Regions from separate parts of the Homo sapiens genome. Here regions 2, 3 and 4 are each linked to region 1. The links are chromatin contacts, found by Hi-C or POLR2A ChIA-PET in ENCODE. All regions are on one chromosome and are shown on one strand. Each heading gives the region's core, a stretch centred on a gene start or an enhancer-like site at or near the end of the contact. The rest is flanking DNA. Distances are from core to core; before and after follow the strand shown. Region 1 holds the start of ANP32A (acidic nuclear phosphoprotein 32 family member A). Region 2 holds the start of MAP2K5-DT (MAP2K5 divergent transcript). Region 3 holds the start of IQCH-AS1 (IQCH antisense RNA 1). Region 4 holds the start of AAGAB (alpha and gamma adaptin binding protein).

What was found. Hi-C counts contacts between places; a loop is a spot of excess contacts on that map. ChIA-PET counts read pairs that join two places held with the same protein, here RNA polymerase II (POLR2A). Pooled maps may share reads with other maps.
Region 2: a map of CD8-positive, alpha-beta T cell shows a loop between it and region 1 (13-fold over the local background). The contact joins the promoter of MAP2K5-DT here to the promoter of ANP32A in region 1. A Hi-C loop is called at or near these places in 2 of 168 maps with a recorded cell type or tissue (CD8-positive, alpha-beta T cell and naive thymus-derived CD4-positive, alpha-beta T cell) and 7 of 50 pooled maps.
Region 3: a pooled map shows a loop between it and region 1 (14-fold over the local background). The contact joins the promoter of IQCH-AS1 here to the promoter of ANP32A in region 1. A Hi-C loop is called at or near these places in 1 of 37 single-sample maps with no recorded cell type and 10 of 50 pooled maps. POLR2A ChIA-PET finds 5 or more read pairs at or near these places in 4 of 52 experiments (GM10248, T-cell, activated CD4-positive, alpha-beta T cell and 1 more).
Region 4: a loop to region 1 is called in a pooled map, with 9 times the contacts of the local background. The contact joins the promoter of AAGAB here to the promoter of ANP32A in region 1. A Hi-C loop is called at or near these places in 1 of 37 single-sample maps with no recorded cell type and 6 of 50 pooled maps. POLR2A ChIA-PET finds 5 or more read pairs at or near these places in 1 of 52 experiments (activated B cell).

What each region holds. Positions count from the first base shown.
Region 1 is chr15:68,819,433-68,822,338 of GRCh38, forward strand. ANP32A (acidic nuclear phosphoprotein 32 family member A) reads right to left here and starts at 1,463. Exons shown (of 7, transcript NM_006305.4): 1 at 1,266-1,463. The coding sequence starts at 1,319. RefSeq lists enhancers at 1-161, 162-743 and silencers at 1,415-1,664, 1,715-1,874, 1,945-2,004.
Region 2 is chr15:67,541,303-67,544,002 of GRCh38, forward strand. It overlaps MAP2K5-DT (MAP2K5 divergent transcript), which reads right to left and starts at 1,328. Exons shown (of 1, transcript NR_186334.1): 1 at 1-1,328. It overlaps MAP2K5 (mitogen-activated protein kinase kinase 5), which reads left to right and starts at 1,401. Exons shown (of 22, transcript NM_145160.3): 1 at 1,401-2,168. The coding sequence starts at 2,034. RefSeq lists enhancers at 341-841, 494-543 and a silencer at 1,417-1,536.
Region 3 is chr15:67,520,550-67,523,249 of GRCh38, forward strand. It overlaps IQCH-AS1 (IQCH antisense RNA 1), which reads right to left and starts at 1,295. Exons shown (of 6, transcript NR_040052.1): 1 at 970-1,295. C15orf61 (chromosome 15 open reading frame 61) reads left to right here and starts at 582. Exons shown (of 2, transcript NM_001143936.2): 1 at 582-1,045. The coding sequence starts at 700. RefSeq lists enhancers at 169-248, 889-1,008 and a silencer at 429-778.
Region 4 is chr15:67,253,385-67,256,171 of GRCh38, forward strand. It overlaps AAGAB (alpha and gamma adaptin binding protein), which reads right to left and starts at 1,277. Exons shown (of 10, transcript NM_024666.5): 1 at 1,175-1,277. The coding sequence starts at 1,247. It overlaps IQCH (IQ motif containing H), which reads left to right and starts at 1,402. Exons shown (of 21, transcript NM_001031715.3): 1 at 1,402-1,563. The coding sequence starts at 1,513. RefSeq lists an enhancer at 1,018-1,337.

The sequences.
Region 1 (2,906 bases), core at 213-2,712:
ACCCGTGTAAGTTTCCTCCGGCCGTGCTCCCGCCGCTGCCCAATCAATAACGGCGGCTAGCGGGCAAACTCCCATCCTAGAGCTGCGTGTTTGCCATGCCCGCATAAACGTGGACCCAGCCAGTACCCACCACGGGCGCCAGCTCCGGGCAGCTCGCGTCCTGACAAAGTTTCCCGTGCCCATTTATTAAGCAGGCGCCGAATGGCTGCCGACAAGCCCAGCACTGAGAAAGACGGGCCGGGGGTTCGAGCTGGGGGGCACCAGGGCCCAAAGGCTGGCATCTTGGGGAAGCCGGAAGGAGCTGGGGCGAGGGGGCACCGGGACGTAGCCTTTGGGCAACTTGCACCAGCGATCGCTGGAGGCAGGGAGACGCGGGGATTATCTGTGCCTTAGCACGTTCGAAAATCCCTCCCCCTCCTTCTAATTTATCCTCCCTTCGGAAGGAAAGGAAGAAACATCAGCATCTGGCCCGAAGGTGGGGTGGAAAGAGTGAGGGAGAAAGAGGAGGAGAGGAAGGGAGGCAGAGAAAGGGAGGGAGGGAGAGAAAGGGCGCGTTCACGAACACTACAAAGTTACAAATATGGCTCCCCCGTCTCTCGCCTCATCACTGCAAAGAAATGAAGACGCACTTTAAACTCCAGCCATTCCCAACTCCGCTGCAGCCCCCTCCCCACGCGCTCTCCCCGGGGGCCTCGGCCCACATTTATCAGAAACTAAACCGGACTCGCGAAGCCCCAAACTTATTGTGTGTGCGAGCGAGCGAGCGAGAGAAAGGGAGGGGGGAGGCGCGGGAGGGGGGCGGAAGGGGGGATACATTTATAAAATGTAAAACCCCCTTTTTTTGTTGTTAAATCCAGGAGGCAGCCCCTCTCCTCCTCCTCCCTCGTTAATCTTCCCCCCAGACGGAGTCACGGGAGCAGCGATCTCCGAGGGTGATTTCGCCTCATTCTCTCCGACCCAAACGCGTGCGCCCGCCGGCCCCCGATGGGTGCACACTCGCACGCACACTCTCGCACCCACACTCGCACACGCGGGAGCACACGCACAGGTAGTCACACACCAAGGGCAGCGGCGGCGGCAGCCGGAACATGCTCGGATGGCATTGCAACCCCCCAGCCTTGCCAATTCGCTTGCAGTCCGACCCCCAAACCCGCACCTCCCGGGCGCCCCCCCCCAAAAAAAGTGCCTCCCCCCAGCGCGCACACACACACACACACACAAAGTAGGAGAATGGACCGACAGAGATATTTTTGGCAAATGCTCACATCAGAGGGCGTCCTGTTCCGCAGCTCTAAATGAATCCGTCTGCCCATCTCCATCTCTCGCGCTCTCTCTCTGCAGAGGCTCCCGCGCCGGCGGAATTCAATCAATAAACCCCGAACCCACGGCCGCGCGTTTTAGGACTTTGAAGGCTCAACCAGCTCCGCTCGGTTCTCGAGCCCCCAGCACCCGCGGCGCACACTAACCTGATCGCCGTGGAGGCGGGATCTGCGGCCCCATGGACGAGCGGCAGCGGCCCGAGCCAATCGCCGCCGAGGGTCTCCGGGCAACAGCCAATGGCAGTGGCGGCGGGGGGGGGAAGGGACCAATGGGCGGGCTGCGCAGCCGGCCAGGGAGGCTCGGCCATTTGGTAGTGGTGCCGGAGACGGACCCCTTTAGATTTCGGGGCGGCTGAGGAGCGCGGCGGCTGCTCTGTGGCTGAGTGAGGGGGGTGGGCGGAATGGCGGGGGAAGGGAAGGTGACTGTGCCTCGAGGGCCGAGCCGCCCGGCCTTGCCAGCCAGCCGCCGCCTCAGCGTTCGGCCGGGGGCGGGGCCGCAGGTGCGTTCTGCGAGGGGGAGGGGCGCGGCCGGAGGGGTCGGGTCGGGGTCCCCGCCCGGCCGAGGGCTTCGCGGGGCGGCGCGACGGGGTTGCGGAAGGAGGCGGGCGGCTTGAGGTCCGGGGACCGCGGGCTGCCCAGCGGGAGGGCAGATGAAAGGCCTGGAAGGAGGAGAGGGGTCAGGGTGCAATGCCGGGAGGGGCTCGTCGGGTCCCGGGTCCGGCGGCTCGCGCTGGGGAGCGTGGCTGCCCCCGTCACCCCCACCGCGGCTGCCCAGCAGCCCGCGCGCCCCTTCCCCTCCGGCCTCGTCCCTGTCAGGCCGCCACCATCGCCACCCTCGTATACATAAGTCAGTAAAAGCAAGATGCTTCCACTTTTGGATGACTTACCGCGCGGTCGCGACCCTTCCCACGAAGAGGCTTTTCACTTTGCTGTCATATTAGGTCAGCTTGGAAGAAGTGATCACCAAGAGACACCCAAGATCTTGTTTAGGCAATAAATGAATGAAGACCATGGATTAAGAACCGTTGCTAGATATGTAGAATATTAAAAGGTGGAAAAGGAAGGTGCTCATAACTCCTGGTTTTCTGGACCAAACATAATTTCTGGGCTTTATAGACCTAGTGAAAGAGAACGGCGCACGGTTTATTCTAATCGTCCACCTGAGTCATTCGGTTCGGTTTGGGTTGCCAAGGAGGCTCTAACTGGAGCCCTTTCTCCTGGTTTTTCGGCGTGGTTGCCTTGGGTATTTTTGAATCACATTAAGTTTTAAGAGACCTTAAAGCCCCGATGCCCACTGGGTTACCGACTTACGGCACTAAGTTGGCTGCCTGTGGCTGTTAATAAACCACGGGGATTGTTGTCAACGAGGACAGATACATCCTTACCTTTCCACACGACTGTATTTTAGTGTTTGTTTCTACATGTCTGCACTCTTCCCCACACGCCTCAAGGTAGTTTTTCTGGATACATATGTTTATTTTTCAGGAACAGGAGTTCAAAGGAGAGATAAGCCAGTATGTATGTTGCAAAGTTAAAATACTGTTGCATAATAGCAATCCAGTTTCATTCTTAGACATACGAAGTTGA
Region 2 (2,700 bases), core at 78-2,577, 1.3 Mb before region 1:
TTTTTCTCTCACATTAATCAAGCACCTTACTGTTAGAAGGGAAACTGACAAGCCTCCTCAACCGAGTTTATACAAAATTCAACCCCAGAAAGTAAAGCCAATTCGTGCACCTTCATAAGAAAGAAATAAAGGACGAACCTACACATTACAATTTGTAAAGAAACTTCTGTAGAGGCACCATCGTTCTACAACCTTATGCACTTTAAAATCTGAGGTAACAAGGCATTTGAAGATAACCAAGGTTGGCCGGGCGCGGTGGCTCACACCTGTAATCCCCCCAGCACTTTGGGAGGCTGAGGTGGGCGGATCACGAGGTCAGGAGTTTGAGACCAGCCTGGCCAACATAGTGAAACCCAGTCTCTACTGAAAATACAAAAATGAGCGGGCACGGATGGCGCACGCCTGTAGTCCCAGTTACTCGGCAGGGGTTGGGGGCTGGTGGGGGTGGTAGTGCTGAGGCAGGAGAATCGCTTGAATCCGGGAGGCTGAGGTTGTGGTGAGTAGAGGTCGCGCCGTTGCACTCCAGCCTGGGCGACGGAGCGAGACTCCGTCTCAAAAAAAAAAAAAAAAAAGATAACCAAGGTTTATTGCTACTTCCGTGATATCACCATATCACCAACTGCGTAAGCAGTGCTATTTAGTTGAAAATACATGGACTAGACCGAATATTTCTGCAACAGTTTAATAAGAGACGATGATGCGACTACTGCAGCTGTCCCCAGGCAATTAAACTCTTCGGCGAATTTCTTTACTATTGCTTTTGAACAGGGAACTGTTTGCTATTTTAGGGCACTCGTGCGGTAAAGAACTTCACTGAAAAATGCAAATATGTTTTGCTAATGTGGGAGAAAGATGATGATCCTCTGAACCTGTGACTTGGAAGGGGGGATAAAAAAGAACTATTTCTTGAATTCTTGCCTTGCTCTTGCTGATTCGATGCACACAACCCCACGAACATTCAGATTCATGGCTTGACAAAGTGGGGATAACCGGGAGCTGCAGCCCCGTCTTTGAAGCTTTTGTAAAGACAAACGGTCTGCAATGTTAAGCCTTAAATTGGCTTTTGGCGGACTCCAGCCTTTTACCCTTCGTTTGGTAGATGTTTTCACCTCGCTGTCATTAAGCAGGGTCAGGAAATGGAAGGGCCGTGACCGGGTCGCCGCGGGCGCTCTGTGGGCGATGAGGGTCTCCTGAGCGAGCAAGACCAGTCTCTCCCCGACTCGCCACGCGCCACGCGCCGCGCGCCGCGCGCCGGTTCCTCGGCTTCCCACGCCGGGGGCGCATCCTCCCGGGAGCTGCTGCCCTTTTCCAACATGGCGCCGCGGGAGGCGGGTCCCGCTCGTCGGCTCCCGGGGTTCCGGCGCCGCGCGTTTTGGTTCCGGAGTAACAGTGTCGCCGCCGCCTTCCTCCTCCTCCTCTCGCCGCTACCGCCGTCGCCGCCGCCGCAGCCGCCGCCAGTCCGCGCGGCCTCGGGTGGCCGGAGCTCAGCCTGCGCGCGCCGCGCCCTGTGTCTCCGGGTGGGGCAGAAGACTCGCCCCTTGAACCTCCCGCGGGGACTCTCCGTGGTGTGGCGGCCCTGGGGCTCTTTCTTAATAGCCCCGGACTGAGTCCCCTCCAGTCGAGGACCCTCTCCTAGTCCACTGACGAGCGGTGGACACCTGCCGCTGTATCTCCCCCAAACCGAGTCCTTGCCCTGCTGCCTCCTCATACCCACACGGCGGCAGAGACCTTCACCATAGCGTTCGCTCAACTCCAGAACCTTCCGACCTCCGCTAGTTCCTGCGGGCCTTTGCCCGCTTCCCGGTGCACCCTCCCCGGGAGACACCTCAGACCCCCGACAGCCTGGGCAGGCTCGGTGCCTGCGGGTGCGTTCCTGATCACCCCTCCCCTCTTCCCTCCCCCTCATCCTCCATTCCCTTGTTTTCACCCTCTGTCCTCTGCCCGTCACTCCCCTTGTCACCTCTTGGAGCCCCCTCCTAACCAGCGGCCAGTGGGTTTCCCATACCCCAGGATGTGAGCCTCTTTAACCTGTAATGCTGTGGCTAGCCCTTGGCCCCTTTCCTGCCATGGAGAACCAGGTGCTGGTAATTCGCATCAAGATCCCAAATAGTGGCGCGGTGGACTGGACAGTGCACTCCGGGCCGCAGTTACTCTTCAGGGATGTGCTGGTGAGTGGTAATCTCAGTGTCCGGATGCCAGCAAGGGGGACTCAGGGACTTGAGTAGTCAGCACCTTGACCACTGGTGACCTGAGCCAGTGGCAATGGCTACTGCTGGCTTCCTGTGGAGGCAGTTTTATTGCTTCAGGCACAGCATTGATAAATTGCAACCACTAAAACCTGGCAAATGTCTAGGACCCTGGGGAGATAGATCAATCTGACTGAACCCCTGCCCTCAGAGAGCTCATGGCCCGGGCTGGGACACACATATAGACACAACCACGCAAATGCAAACTGCTGAATCTAGAAGAGAGGTTTTTTCCCCCCAAGTGTTTCGGGGAATGTCCTTGGACAGATTCCAGCCTTGTTTTTCTACTGAGTTCTCTGAACTTGGTGACCAGCTGAGAAAGGGAAAAAGGACAACTTTAACTTACCATGTTTGAGCACACTGTTTCATTAATTTATTTTGAGACAGGGCCTCACTCTGTCGCTCAGGCTGCAGTGCTGTGGCACGATCTCGGCTCACTGCAGCCTCTGCCTCC
Region 3 (2,700 bases), core at 45-2,544, 1.3 Mb before region 1:
TTTCCGAAAGTAATGGATTGGTAATGGGTGACTGAGGTCCACAAAGCTCGATAAGAGGCTCCTGGTCCGTCTACCAGGTTCTTAGAGGGAGGTGCCTTTGTGTGTTCGGACGCTGCACTGAGACACGTGAGGTTTTTAAATAAACTTTTGATTTTGAAATCTCTGGGACTAATTTTAAACAGTGAACCCGACAGCGAGGACCTACACACAAAAGTGCTCCCGGCCTTACCAAACAACGCAGACCCGGGGTCACGCCTCGTCCTGTTTCAACAACAACACCCAAGGGCTTCCCTGGAGCCCAGGGCGTGGGAGGGAGACTTGGGTTTGAGTTCTGCACCTTGCGGAGGTGGTTAGTTATTTAATTGTCTTCCACCTGAATTTTCCTCAGGCCCAAATTGATGAGACCTCCCCGAATCCCTCCCCTGCCCGAGTTACTAATGACGGCGTGAGGTCACACCTGGCCACTCAAAACCAGCTCCTTGACGCAGGTGACCCTCCGCCTCGCGCAGCTCACGCTTCCCATCCCCCGGACTCCACCCCCAGCGGGAGGCCACGGGGCCGCTGTGCGCACGCGCCGCCGCACACCGGGGGCTCTCGGGCACCCGCGCGGCGCCGGTTGGCCTTCCCGGCGCTCGCCCGGGGGCGCGCTTGCGCGCCAGCGGCTGCGGACACCAGCCTGCGTCCCCGGCGCGGCGGGCCATGGAGGCCCTGAGGAGGGCCCACGAGGTCGCGCTCCGCCTGCTGCTGTGTAGGCCGTGGGCCTCGCGCGCCGCCGCCCGCCCCAAGCCCAGCGCCTCGGAGGTGCTGACGCGGCATCTGCTGCAGCGGCGCCTGCCGCACTGGACCTCCTTCTGCGTGCCCTACAGCGCCGTCCGCAACGACCAGTTCGGCCTCTCGCACTTCAACTGGCCGGTGCAGGGCGCCAACTACCACGTCCTGCGCACCGGCTGCTTCCCCTTCATCAAGTACCACTGCTCCAAGGCTCCCTGGCAGGACCTGGCCCGGCAGAACCGCTTCTTCACGGCGCTCAAGGTCGTCAACCTCGGTGAGTGGCGACTGCCGCGCCCACGCGGTGAAGCCCGCCCGGCCGGGACGGCCCCTCAGCCACCGAGCACGTGACGAACGCTCGCAGGCCGGTAGAGTCCCGCGGGAGTCAGCTCTGCCTCCCGGCGCCGGCTTCGCCTGGGGTCCTTTGTACTCCTCGCCCAGGGGGTCCCCAGCTTGCTGAGCTCCTGGCACCCGAAGCCGTTCGCCTGCTGCGGGCGCGTCCTCGGGCCTAGGGAGGGGCGGGTCGCCCTCCTGTCCTGCCCATGTTAACCAGAGTAGACCCCTGGCCTGGGCAGTAAGCCAGGGGGCGTCAGGAAACGCCCCCTAGAAAGTGGCTCTGAAGTTGACATCCGTCCTACTGCATGGCAGGACTCATTCCCGTGAACATCACTTTGCAGCTGCGTTTATGTTGCAATAACTGGAACTACTCTTTTAAGTTTCTTTTGTTTTCTTTGTATGAATTCCCGGCAAGTTCGTTTTACTAAAAGCACCAAAGGTTTTCACCAGACATAACAGCTTCCTGAGGTGCTAGGCCTAAAAGATTTTTAAAGATCTTTAATATTTGTATATTTTCATGGAGACGCCCTGAGGATGTTTACTGTCACTAGGTGTTTATTTTCTTTTGGTTTAATGACAGAAGAGGGAGGTACGAACATGGACATGGGTGTATCTTTTATAGGTCAGGGGAAAACAGAAGGCCTCAAGATGTTTTGAACTTACTAATAGCTGGCATAAAATCAATCTAGATTTCAGTGATTCAAAATCTAGCCATGGAGCTGAATGAACCATGTTACCCAGCCAGGTTTTTAAAGCCAGGATTAAAACTAAACCCTGCGCAGCCGTACTACTAATACTATTACATAATCTGATCGTCCATTAAGGTTAAAAATAGTCTGTGTATTTGTGCTTATAATAACACATATGTCAGTCGTGGGCTTTTTGAGCCGTTACTCCACTGGACTGTCCTGTAAGGAGATAATTGTTTAGCAACGTGTTATCCTTTAAAAATGCCTCTTATTATTTGGCTGATGGACTGTATAGAGCATGCCCACTACTTTGGAGGTTGGTTGAAGTTGAAGGGTGAGGTGACTTAGGAAATTCAATTCGAAATTATTTGGAAAGACTGGAGTGTTAACTAGATTCGAGAAGTATAAGTTTATTTTAGCATTTTTCATAAGTAAGAAATCATTCTTCCCTAAAGAATAATAGGTTAGGAAAAGCATAACGGGAGAGTTATAGGTAAACCATGAGCCAAATGCCTTTTTTTCCTTTAAAGTCACATTTTTAGTGTTGACATTTTGTTTAAGAGCACCTTAATGATTAGGGGCCTCTCTTTTAGATTTAGAGATTAAGACATCCAAAAAAAGTGGATACTCAGAACATTCCACACATAGAAAAGTAAAACCTTTTAAAGTTGAAAGAAACAACAGTTGTAGTGTTTTTTGTTTTGTTTTGTTTATTAATGTGGGAGAGTGATTTAATGGTCTGTATGGTCTTTTGGACATTCTAAAAATCCTGCTAAAATGGGAGTAAGAGTTCTAAGTTAAGCAAAAAGGACAACTTTTTGCTCATGCATGCTTTAATACAAATTGGGATATACTGATAAAGGGAATTAAAAAATATTTTAAAGTGGTGAACACATCTGGTAACGTT
Region 4 (2,787 bases), core at 27-2,526, 1.6 Mb before region 1:
GCCACTGCACTACAGCCTGGGCAGCAGAGTGAGACCCTATCTCAAAACAAAAATAAAAAAAAGGAGAGAAAAGAGAAAGTGAAGGGTAGCCAGGCACAGTGGCTCACGCCTGTAATCTCAGCACTTAGGGCGGCCAAGACAGGAGGATCACTTGAAACCACGAGTTGGAGACCAGCCTGAGCAACATAGCAAGACTCTGGCTCTACAAAAAATAAAAAAATTAGCCAGGGTTCGTGGTGTGAGCCTGCAGTCCCAGTTGCTCGGGAGACTGAGGCAGGAGGATCGCTTGAGCCCAGGAGTTCGAGGCTGAAGTGAGCTATGATCGCATCACTGCACTCCAGCCCGGGCGACAGAGCAAGTTCCCGTCTCTTTAAAAAAAAAAAAAGAAAAGAAGGAAGGAATGTAGGTAGGTTAGGTGACTTGCTCGAGATCATACAGCTAAGTCACTGCTCTGATTCTAAGCCATACACTTAAAACAGAAGTCTTGAGTTACCTATAATTCAACTTCACAGAGCCCTTTAGTAGAGTTGGCTTATTATCCAGTCCCATGTTCTCTCTTTTAAGAGTTAGTAAGTCTGACAGCCATTATGAGGGTCTACAAGCAAAAGCACTAGCCCAATCATACCCAAAAACTCATGTTGGCGGAGAGCCCATGCCTCAGATGAAAGGCGTGAATAACTAGAGTGGAGCGGACAAAGCTAACAAGTCTTATAATGTACACATTAAGAAGCAGAATAAACTTCAGAGTAAATACGCAGAATAAACTTCAGAATTCAGAGTAAACACTCTCTCCCGGAGCAGCAAGGATAACAACATCACGATATCAACAATTCCAGCACCTTACACTCCTGTAACCTAGCGCAATTTCCGGAGAGCCTTCAGGTTCATCTCAACGGATCCTCGCAAAAACCTGTGGCCTGGGCTGAGCAGAGCGGGAAATCAGTCTCACTTTACACAGGAAGCCGAAAGGAACGCCGAAGAAGGCCGAGTGGGCAGAAAAGCACGAGATTAAGAGATAGGGGCAGCCACCTGGGGAGACTGGGCGCCTCCACTGACTGGAGGAAGAACGCAGGGCCCGCTGCGGGGACAAGGCCCAGAGAGGCCGTGGTGCTGGGTCCGTCGCCCGCTGAGGCTCAGGGGCCTTGGAGGTCGGCCCAGGCGCCTATCTACTCACGTTGGACCAGCTGGTCTCCTGAGAAGACGGAGGAGCAGCTGGTGACTAACGCACAGGGTACGCCAGCAGCCATAGCTGCGCTCGCGAGCCGGTTCCGTCAGGCAGCCGCTTCCGCCTTGGGCTGCACCACGGCCGCCGGCGCGAGGGGGAGACAGGCCGGAGAGGGCGTTCTCGGAATGACCAGGCTGGCCTGACCCCGCCCCTAGACCCCCTTCCGCTCCCAGCGTGGAACAGGCCAGGTCGCGCGCGGTGTTGCCATGGGGACGAGCGGCTCCGGCTGAAGGTTTCCGTGCTTGGAAACCGCGCCTCCGCGGAGGTAGCCGTTCCCTGACCTAGCCATGGCACAGAACACTGAAAACCACGACCCTGTCGGATCCATCTTAATCCAGGTGGGAAACGGGCTTCCCCCGGCCCTGCCCTGCCCAGCCGCGCCACTTCCGAGCGAGGTCCCGCGCGCCGATTCACCGACGCTCACCCATTTGGTGCGCCGCCCCTAGACTCCCTCCAACTCGCGAGAGGCTCCCAAAAATGCCCACCCAGACCTTCCCCCACGGCCCAGCACACTCCCGGTGACTTACCCTGTAGGTTACGCCCCAGAAGCAGGACTTTCTGCCTCTGGGAAAACTCTAAAACCGTTCACCCGGAACCTTTACTTCAGAAAAATTAACCTCACGCTGAGGCATCATTTTTAAATGTTATATTCTGAAAAATTTGAACCCATGACGTCGGGAGTGGAGGAGAGACAAATCGGACACTCTAGGAGGTGATAAGAAATTTGGAGACAAATTGAAATATGTGAATTGCTTTTCTTAAACACCCCAGTTTTTTAGATCTAAATGTTCCTCATTGGAGAACACACAGAAAAATCAAGATAACTTGGAATGAAAAAATGTGACATTTAAAAACTTAGTGAAAGACCTTTTTAATTTGAGAGGGGAAATGTCAAGAAAGTCTTGTCCAATACAGCTCAATTTGTAATAGTTGCACTCAGATGTTTCTGAAATGATCATGGCATTTTGTTTTCACATTTATGTGAGGTAACTTTAAGATATTTCCACATATATCATCGGTTTTAACTATCACATATATAATAGCTGCATTTGACTAAGTCTTGAAGTCATTTGTCTAAGGTCACTCTGTCAGGACTGTCACTCAGTTGGTCTGAAGTGGGTCTTACTCGTCAAAGGGATCTAATTTTTCTGGCAGAATTTTGATCTCTTACCTCCCATCTAGGAGAGACTTCCCTAAATGTACCTTTTCCCAAATACAAGCCCCTGAACTCACCAATTTCATAGACTTCCCCATTAAGAATCATACCTAATCTTACCTGATCTTTTCTCACCCTCACTTTCACCATCACGCAGCAATGAGTTTAGCCAAACTGCGAAGTCTGAGGGAACGGTCCACAAAAAACTGCCCTAACTTCAACACTCACTACCTGCAAGTTCAGGGGTCCCCAGAACCACCTCACTTCAGACCAGCTGGGTACAAACTTAGGGGCCCCATCACCACCCTCACATTCAATGATTCACTAGAACTATTCGCAGAGCTCAGGGAAGTGCTGTGCTCACATCTCCAATTTTATTATAGTGAAGGCATACAAATTAATCAGC